Linked DNA regions of Homo sapiens: region 1 is linked to region 2. The links are chromatin contacts, found by Hi-C in ENCODE. All regions are on one chromosome and are shown on one strand. Each heading gives the region's core, a stretch centred on a gene start or an enhancer-like site at or near the end of the contact. The rest is flanking DNA. Distances are from core to core; before and after follow the strand shown.

Evidence for each region. A loop is a pair of places that touch in the nucleus more often than their neighbours do. Pooled maps may share reads with other maps.
Region 1: a pooled map shows a loop between it and region 2 (3-fold over the local background). The contact joins two enhancer-like sites. A Hi-C loop is called at or near these places in 1 of 168 maps with a recorded cell type or tissue (OCI-LY7), 4 of 37 single-sample maps with no recorded cell type and 6 of 50 pooled maps.

The regions. Positions count from the first base shown.
Region 1 is chr7:30,519,198-30,523,036 of GRCh38, forward strand. No RefSeq gene overlaps it. Among named protein-coding and RNA genes, the nearest start is that of GGCT, 16 kb to the left of the region's middle. Within about 2 kb of position 1,759, at least 7 of the 41 ENCODE cell types and tissues checked have a DNase peak (open chromatin) inside an H3K27ac peak, as active enhancers do.
Region 2 is chr7:30,162,062-30,165,810 of GRCh38, forward strand. MTURN (maturin, neural progenitor differentiation regulator homolog) reads left to right here. Exons shown (of 3, transcript NM_152793.3): 3 at 1-701. Among named protein-coding and RNA genes, the nearest start is that of MTURN, 29 kb to the left of the region's middle. RefSeq lists a silencer at 1,388-1,447. Within about 2 kb of position 1,575, at least 16 of the 41 ENCODE cell types and tissues checked have a DNase peak (open chromatin) inside an H3K27ac peak, as active enhancers do.

The DNA of each region.
Region 1 (3,839 bases), core at 509-3,008, 360 kb after region 2:
AACTAGAAGAAAATTGGGTGCCTTGGCTTTCTATTTCCCATCATTCTTACTTTGTTCCTTTTTGTCTCTTTTACGATTGTCAAAGCAGTTTACGGGTTTAATAGAACAGGTTAGACAACTTCACGGAAAAGTACATAATGGGCATCAATAATAGTGGCAGGCCTTGTTAGACCAGTAGTATCTTGACACAAAATGCTTGCTCTAACTCATTAAAACATTTTAGTAAGTGTCAGTATTAATACATGTTTCTTGCTGCAAATAAAATTTATTTCCAAATTCCAATTTAGAGAAATCTGGTGGCCTAGAAAATACTATTCCCTGATGTAATGTGATTTTCCATGCTGTCATTCAATTGGGAATTTTCTCAATATTTCAAATCACTAGTGAATTGATAATAACAAATTATATTGCTGCATTTGGCCATTACAAGTCCTTTTGCCATTTTCGTTTAGTGGGTATGGTAGCTGATGGTCCTCTGAACTGCTCTAAAGAGGCAAATAACAGTAAACACTGGTCTGCTATGGAACAGGGGGTGTTTTCTGGGTTCTCAGCCAGGTGTCAAAGAGGAAGGTTTAGAGGTAATCTGAAGACCATTTTTTAGGAAGAATATCTTCCACCTGGCCTAGAAAATACAAGAAATTAAAAGGTTCTTTCAGGAAGAAACTTAAAATACTTTTTTTCTTGAATTAATGTCATCTACTTTGTAAAAAATAATCTCTTTTGTAGAGTTATTTTGCATCTAACTTTGACCACCTATCACTGTCTTGGAAACAAACACAAAAACAATTAAAATCCAGGGAAATATTGATAAATATTTATATTTGCAAGTTAGGATTAGACAGGAGTGACAAAACCAATCCCGCGGACAATAAGACCTATGAGTATAATAATTTTGGTCTGCCTGCAAAGACCTTTCCTACTTTCCATTCCTGGAAAACTCATATTTGTTCTTCAACATCAAGCAAATGTTACCTCTTCTATCAAATCATCCCTAACTTCCAGGTAGATATGGTATTCTACATGTATAGTACTTGATCGATTCCTTTACTATTGTACTAAAACAACTTTATTTGTTTACATGCCTCTTCCCCCTACTAGACTATGATGCCCAGAGAGAGCAGGAATTATTATTTATTCAATATATATTTATTGAGTGCTTACTATGTGCCAGGACATTTTGCTTCTCCTTAGGATCACAATATACATCTCTTTATTCCCAAAATTAGTACATGCCTGTCCCCTCATGGAAGAGGCACTCAATAATCAGTTGCTAAATAAACAGCTGAGTGAATGAAAGGGTGAATGAATGAATGAGCCCTATTGTATAAGATACAAAAGGCACCAATTTTACAGTGATGTTTCAGTTCCCCAATTTGCAAACAGAACTGGTGTAAAGCTACTAAGGAGAGCATGATTTGTCATTCTGCAGGGAGATGCAGTGACTCAATTCCTGGTTGACCTGTGGGGTTTACAAAAACCAGGGCTTAGTTTCTTTAAATTAACTTTAGGAGATGGCAGTCCTGGCCTGGTCCCTTTTATGTGCTGGAGCACCACCCTAAAAACTGTTGGCTGGCTACATCACAGAGAATTCCCAGGGCTCTCTTGCTAGCAGCCAGAGTGGAGAGAGGCAGGAAGGAAGGGAGAGAGAAAGAGAGAGAGAGAAGGAGAGAGAGAGAGAGAGAGAGAGAGAGAGAGAGAGAGAGAGAGAGAGAGAGAGAGAGAGAGAGAGACAGTCCAAACAGGAAGGAATAATGCAAACTTGAGTCATTTGAAAGACAGTGGATTTTCCTGTTACTGCAGTATGTTTGCTGCAGATTACATAAGACTTGTTGATTATTCTCTTACAATACTTCTGGTAGTCTATCCCTATTCATAAATAATGTGCTAGACTTGATGTAGCTGTAGCAAATCATTTTGACATCAGGGAGTACTTTTCAAGATAAGCCTGAGCCATCCTCATCCCTGAATTCACTCATTAGCAGTTTGCTCACAAAGGTGGTCTCTGGGGTAGGCTCAGAGAGGCCCCCAGCCTCTGAATTTCACGATTGAGATAAAGACTCATTATGTGGAGTCTGATCTGGTTCCATTAGCAAAATGATTTCTGTAGTTGGGTTTAGCATAAAGGTAGGTAGGCTCAATCTTATTTGTGTTCCAAGTTAATTCCCTTTCCTGTTTTCTGCCTGGCTGTTCCAATCTCTTAGCAGTCTTGCCAAGCCACCTCATTGTCAGCAGACAACATACCTCATATTTTAATGTTACAGAAACATTTATCTTTTTTCCTTTCTATCTTTTCATCTTTCACCTGTCATTCTCTGATTTCCTTCTGCCTCAGAGAAAATCTGTATATGTTACCCTTTGTAACAAATTACCCTAAAACTTAGCAGCTTAAAAGAACAAATATGTGTTATCTCATAGTTTCTGTGAGTCAGGAATTTGGAGGTTGCTTAGCTGAGTGGTTCTAGTACAGAGTCTTTCATGAGGTTGCAGACAAGATATCAGCTGGGGCTGCAGTCATCTGAAAGCTAGACTAGGAGTGGAGGCTTCACTTCCAAGATGGTGTACTCACATGGCTGTTGGCAGGAGGCCTCAGTCCCTCACTGCCCGGCACCTCCCCAGAGAGTGCTTGAGTGTTCAAGTGAAAAGTCAGCTGGCTTCCTCCAGATTGTGTGATCCAAGAGAAGAAGCATGGAGTAAGTCACATGCCTTTTACAACTTACTCTCAAAAGCTGAACATTGTCATTTCAACCACATTCTATTATTTAGAGGTAATTCATTAAGCATCCCTTGCACTCAAGAAGAGAGGAATTAGATCCTATCTTTTGAAGGAAGGGATAGCAAAGAATCTGTGGACATCTTTTCAAACCACCACAGAGGGATTTCTCTTCCTTTTCAGGGTGAATTCTTCAACCTGTGAGCTTGATCCCATCCCTTCCCACCTGGACGTGGCTAATCAATTATGCTGTCTCTCGTAGTCTCATAATAGTAGATCCCATTTATTGAGTATCTACTTCATAATAGTAGACCCCATTTATTGAGTATCTACTATGTCCTGACCATAATGTTCCAAGAACTTTATGTAGATAAATTACTTAATACAAACAACAGTTCCATAAGGTAGGGAAATGATTAACTCACTTTTACAATTGAGGAGACCAAAGCTCAGGAGATTGTGAGCCTCCTGAGCTCACAGAGGTGAGATGTCCAACGTCAGCTAATAAGTTAAAAAGTTACACTTAAGGCCAGCCCTGACTAATTTCATATCTATGCCCCCTCCACTAATCTATTTCCACAGCGCCTCATATACTCCTTTAGTCTCTCCATCAGCTTCTTCTCCTTAGCCTTGACAAAGGCTCAAGTTGTCCTCATACAAAAATTACCTTCCTTTAAATCGTACCACATCTTGAGCTTTATCACATCTTCCCATCACCACAATTTTTTTGCAATACTGGTCTGCACACCATCCATGCATCTCTGCTGCATACAATGCCACACCTCCCATTTGTCCAACTCACAGCCATCTAGTGCTGCACTTACCAATCTACTGAAATGGATTTCTCCAAGTAAGATCACCAGTGACTTCCTAAATTTTAAGTCCGGTGCTTTCTTTTCAGCTCACATTCTGGTGTATTTGATCAATTCTAAGACATACGATTTCCAACATTTCTCAAATAGAGGTGTCTTTAAATCAATGGCACTTTGGGTTGATAAAACAAAGGTGTTTATACCCCTCTCCAGGGGTGTCTGGAGAAGAGAGAGTCGGCAAAGAGGGCAGCAAAAGAAGAGCCATACTGCATGCTCTGGGGTCCCTCTAGGTGAGGCCTGGGCGCCCCAGTTCCCTA
Region 2 (3,749 bases), core at 325-2,824:
CATGAGCATTTCATGTTAGAAACCCCATTTAAAGCACTATAAGGCTGAATAGGCACAAGCGATTAAAAGTAGATGCCAGGCCACATAAAAATAAATGTTTTAATTTACTTAGAGCTGTATTCAAGTTGTTTGATACCAGACAGAAAGCTGACAGTCTGTTCTTTGTAAACTGCCTTTCCCTGTTTTTCTGTTTTGTTTTGTTTCTCAAGTTTCATTTTTTACTAAGCCCCTTCTGACACCTAGGCAGATAAAGATAAGAGTAGTGCGCAGTACAAATGTCAGCTCTGAAGAGGAGGAAGTAAATCTTCAATGCTAGGGCAGATCTTCACTATCCGTGATCCAGTCTTAATTTGAGCATGAGAGCAAAATTTAGTCATCTACACAAGAAGCAAAAGCAAGGAATAGTTGTTGGGTTTTTGTTTTTTGGTTGTTGTTTTTTTTTTTTTTTAGGCAAGAAGTGTTGCCGGTAGGGTATGTGTGCTTTCTTTGCCTTCCTATTTCCTTTCAAAGAAATCTCTTGTAAATTACAAAACTGTGAATTGGGTTGCCAAAAACTGTTGCCCTTCGTTAGATGCTTCAAACAGTGTAAATCCTATACTGCACCCTGTCCACCTCTGCTCCCTCCTCCCTCCCCTGAGAGTGAGGACCTCATCCGACCATGTAATTACCATTCGCTTGCTATTAAAGAGCCTTTCAAACTCTGGTGGTGTTTGCCTCTTTTTTTCTGCCTCCACAATGTTTGGTCCCAAAGGACACCTAATGTGGCTTATAAATGAAGAGCAAAGAGTAAAGGACCGGCAGCTCGCTGTGTGGTTGCTGTTTGTGAGGAGGCTGGGGGAAGAGAGGGAGGAGCTGGTAACATGAAACACTGCCATTGTTCAAAGATTAATCATTTCTGTGTGATGCATTCATATGTCTATTGTGATGCTATAACTGGTAGTTAGTAATTTTCTACTTCTTTGAACCAATACTTTAGTTTTGTGTTTGAGAACCCTATTTTTTCTAGCCTACTTAGGAATTCTTTTTGGCATTAATTAGAAATCTGTATTCTGTGGTCATTCTATGACATGACACCATGTCTCCACCACCTTCCTCCCGGTTATTTATTCACCAAACATGGCATTTAAATAACTCATCTGGAAGTTGATGGTAAGTTCTGTTATTTGATTAAGAGCCAGTTTCTTTCTCCAAATGAATGGGTCTCCATAGAGAGACCCATTAGATTCGATTAGATTTGAGTTTTGCTTTACAGGCACAGCATAAAGGCTTGTGTGTATGTTAGATAGTGTGTGGTCCTTTGTTTTCGATGTGGCTGTTAGAGATTGTACTCAAGTGGTGAGCTCTGTGTCAGCAGTCCCAACCCTGCTCGTGGTGCAGCAGCGGGGGCAGGCGAAGTCTTACTTATGGACTTCCTTTGTTACAGTTATTGTATCCGTCTCACAGATAGAGTTTATAAAATGCAGGTTGGCCCCTTTAAGTGCGGGCACTGGTGTTAAAAATACCCACATTTCCCCCGTGTAATCATTCTGAAATCAGTGGCTGAGGGCAAGAGGTTCTAGCCCAGACTCCTCCTGGGCTGACTGTGGCCCTAGGCATGTCCCCTCCCCACCCCACCGACTTCCGGCTTTGTTTCCTCATCTGTAAAAATAAAGAGTGGGAGACTTGTCCCCGAGTTCCCTTTGGGCACTAGCCCTGACTTGTCTAGGGGAGTCAGGAGTCGGTAGAGAGGACATGAAGCACAGTTGTAATGGAAACACTCACAGAACCAGGGTGGGGCGGCCAGGATTGGCAAAACTGTCCTGGGATTCTGAAGCTCTTTCCCCTAGGATCCCTTTTAGAATTGAAGACGCCAGTTGATATCGTGGCTGTGTGTTAGCCCAAATGCTTATGTCCCTGCGTGTTTTCTCCTGCCTTTCCACACCTTCCTTCCCTTCGTGAAAGTAATAAGGAGTCAGAACTACAACAAAGTAAAATTGGGGTGTTCAGCTTAGGGATGTAATCAACAGTCTCACTCCCTTTAGAAATGAGCCTCGTTTCCATAGTGAAGTTGGGCCGAGTGGGATCCTCCATTGTCATAGAGTTCTTTGTGTACAGGTTTGGGTTGAAGGACAACAAAATAAACAGAACCAGACCCACCACCCAGCATTTGGACGCCACGCCGGGGCTGGACAAAGTGGACTTGCTGTCCGTGTACCTGAGTGTCAGGGTGGTTTTGCCCTGTGCCCTGCCAAATCAGAGTGAATGAACATTCCTGTCTCTGTTTAGCAGACTTGGCCCTTTGGAAACTCAAGAAATGCATCCTGAAAAAGCTGGCACTGTGCTTTCCTCTTAGGACCACAATAGGCAAAAAAAAAAAAAACAAAAAACTGAAGTACTTTCCCTATCTCTAACCCTCCTTTTTTCCTTTTTGGAGTAAACAATGGCATTTGTAATGATCTGGGCAAGTTTTAATTAGGCAGTCAAGGAACAAGGTAGGCATTTTTTTAGGGATCATTTAAAGTAACATATTTTATCCTTATTTTGTTGGGAAATAGGGCAACAATGTACAGTGTAAAAACCAGCAGTAAAATTAAGTTGGCCCTTTCGGATGCTTTTTAATTAGAAGCCTCTAGAGGTCAGCACCACATAAAGAAAGGGCTTTTGAGTTCAGGGTGATCATGATGCCCATCTCCTTGTGGAGCTTTTGGAAAGGAGGGTTGGTGAATGTCCAGGCTGGGGAAAGAGAAGTGAAGAGCCGCCTTCTTTATACATAAACCCTAACATTTGACTGGGTTGTTTTTTTCCCTGCTCACCCATCTTTGCAGCTCCCACACCCCTGCGTCACACACTGTCAGTTCGATAAACATGACTTATTGACCGGTCGATGAAGTGTGCCATTTAGCTCATGCTGAGAAGGGCTGGGGAAATGCCGAAGATGAGATGGAAGGCACATTGCATTTTGCTTGGAGCAAGGTGGGAGGATGCTGGGTGTTCCAAGGCCTTTCAAAATATTTGTTAGCCCGTAGCCTGTTAAACTCTGCAACTTCCAGTGGAACATCAGGGAACACAGGTTTCTACCTAGAATCCATATCTGGCTCCCTGAAGCCTGCACAGATCAGGGGTGGGCTGGGGGAGGATTTGAGCATCTTCAGGAGGTCTGGCCAGAACTGAGATAGTTGGGAGCCCCTAAAAACTTGCAGACATACCTGTGGATCCCCGAAGTACAAGACCCAAGAGCACTGTGCAGTGATGGCCACAGGCTTCATAGACCACCGGAATTCAAGTCCAAAACGACAGGCAGCCTTGGGAGGCCACAGAGGCTCCTGGTGTTGCCCCGGGGTTTCATTTTGGCCCAACAAGGAACAGGAAGGGGAAACAATACAAAGGCTTTCCTCCCTTCTCTTTCCCTTGCCCCTTCTGTTCAGGGTTTACTGTTCCTGTCTACTAAGGAAGGCTTGACCCATAACACAAATAGTATTGACAATTACTCTGCTGGGTGATTAGATGAGCCTTGGACCCTGAGGTTCTTTCACTCACTGAGAAGATACATTGGTGGAAAGGACAACAAATATGTCACAGGCACGATGGAAGCCCAGTCTTAACATCTTAGCACTTAGTGGCATAACAGCGATTTCACTAGTACTATTAGATTTCAAAATGCTGAGTTTGGATCCTCGTGAGTATGGGCTGTATTCTTTGCAAGTATGGAACAGTCTGATTCTGATGACTTTTCAGTTGTTTTGTCATGAAGCCAACAGTGCTGAGTAAAT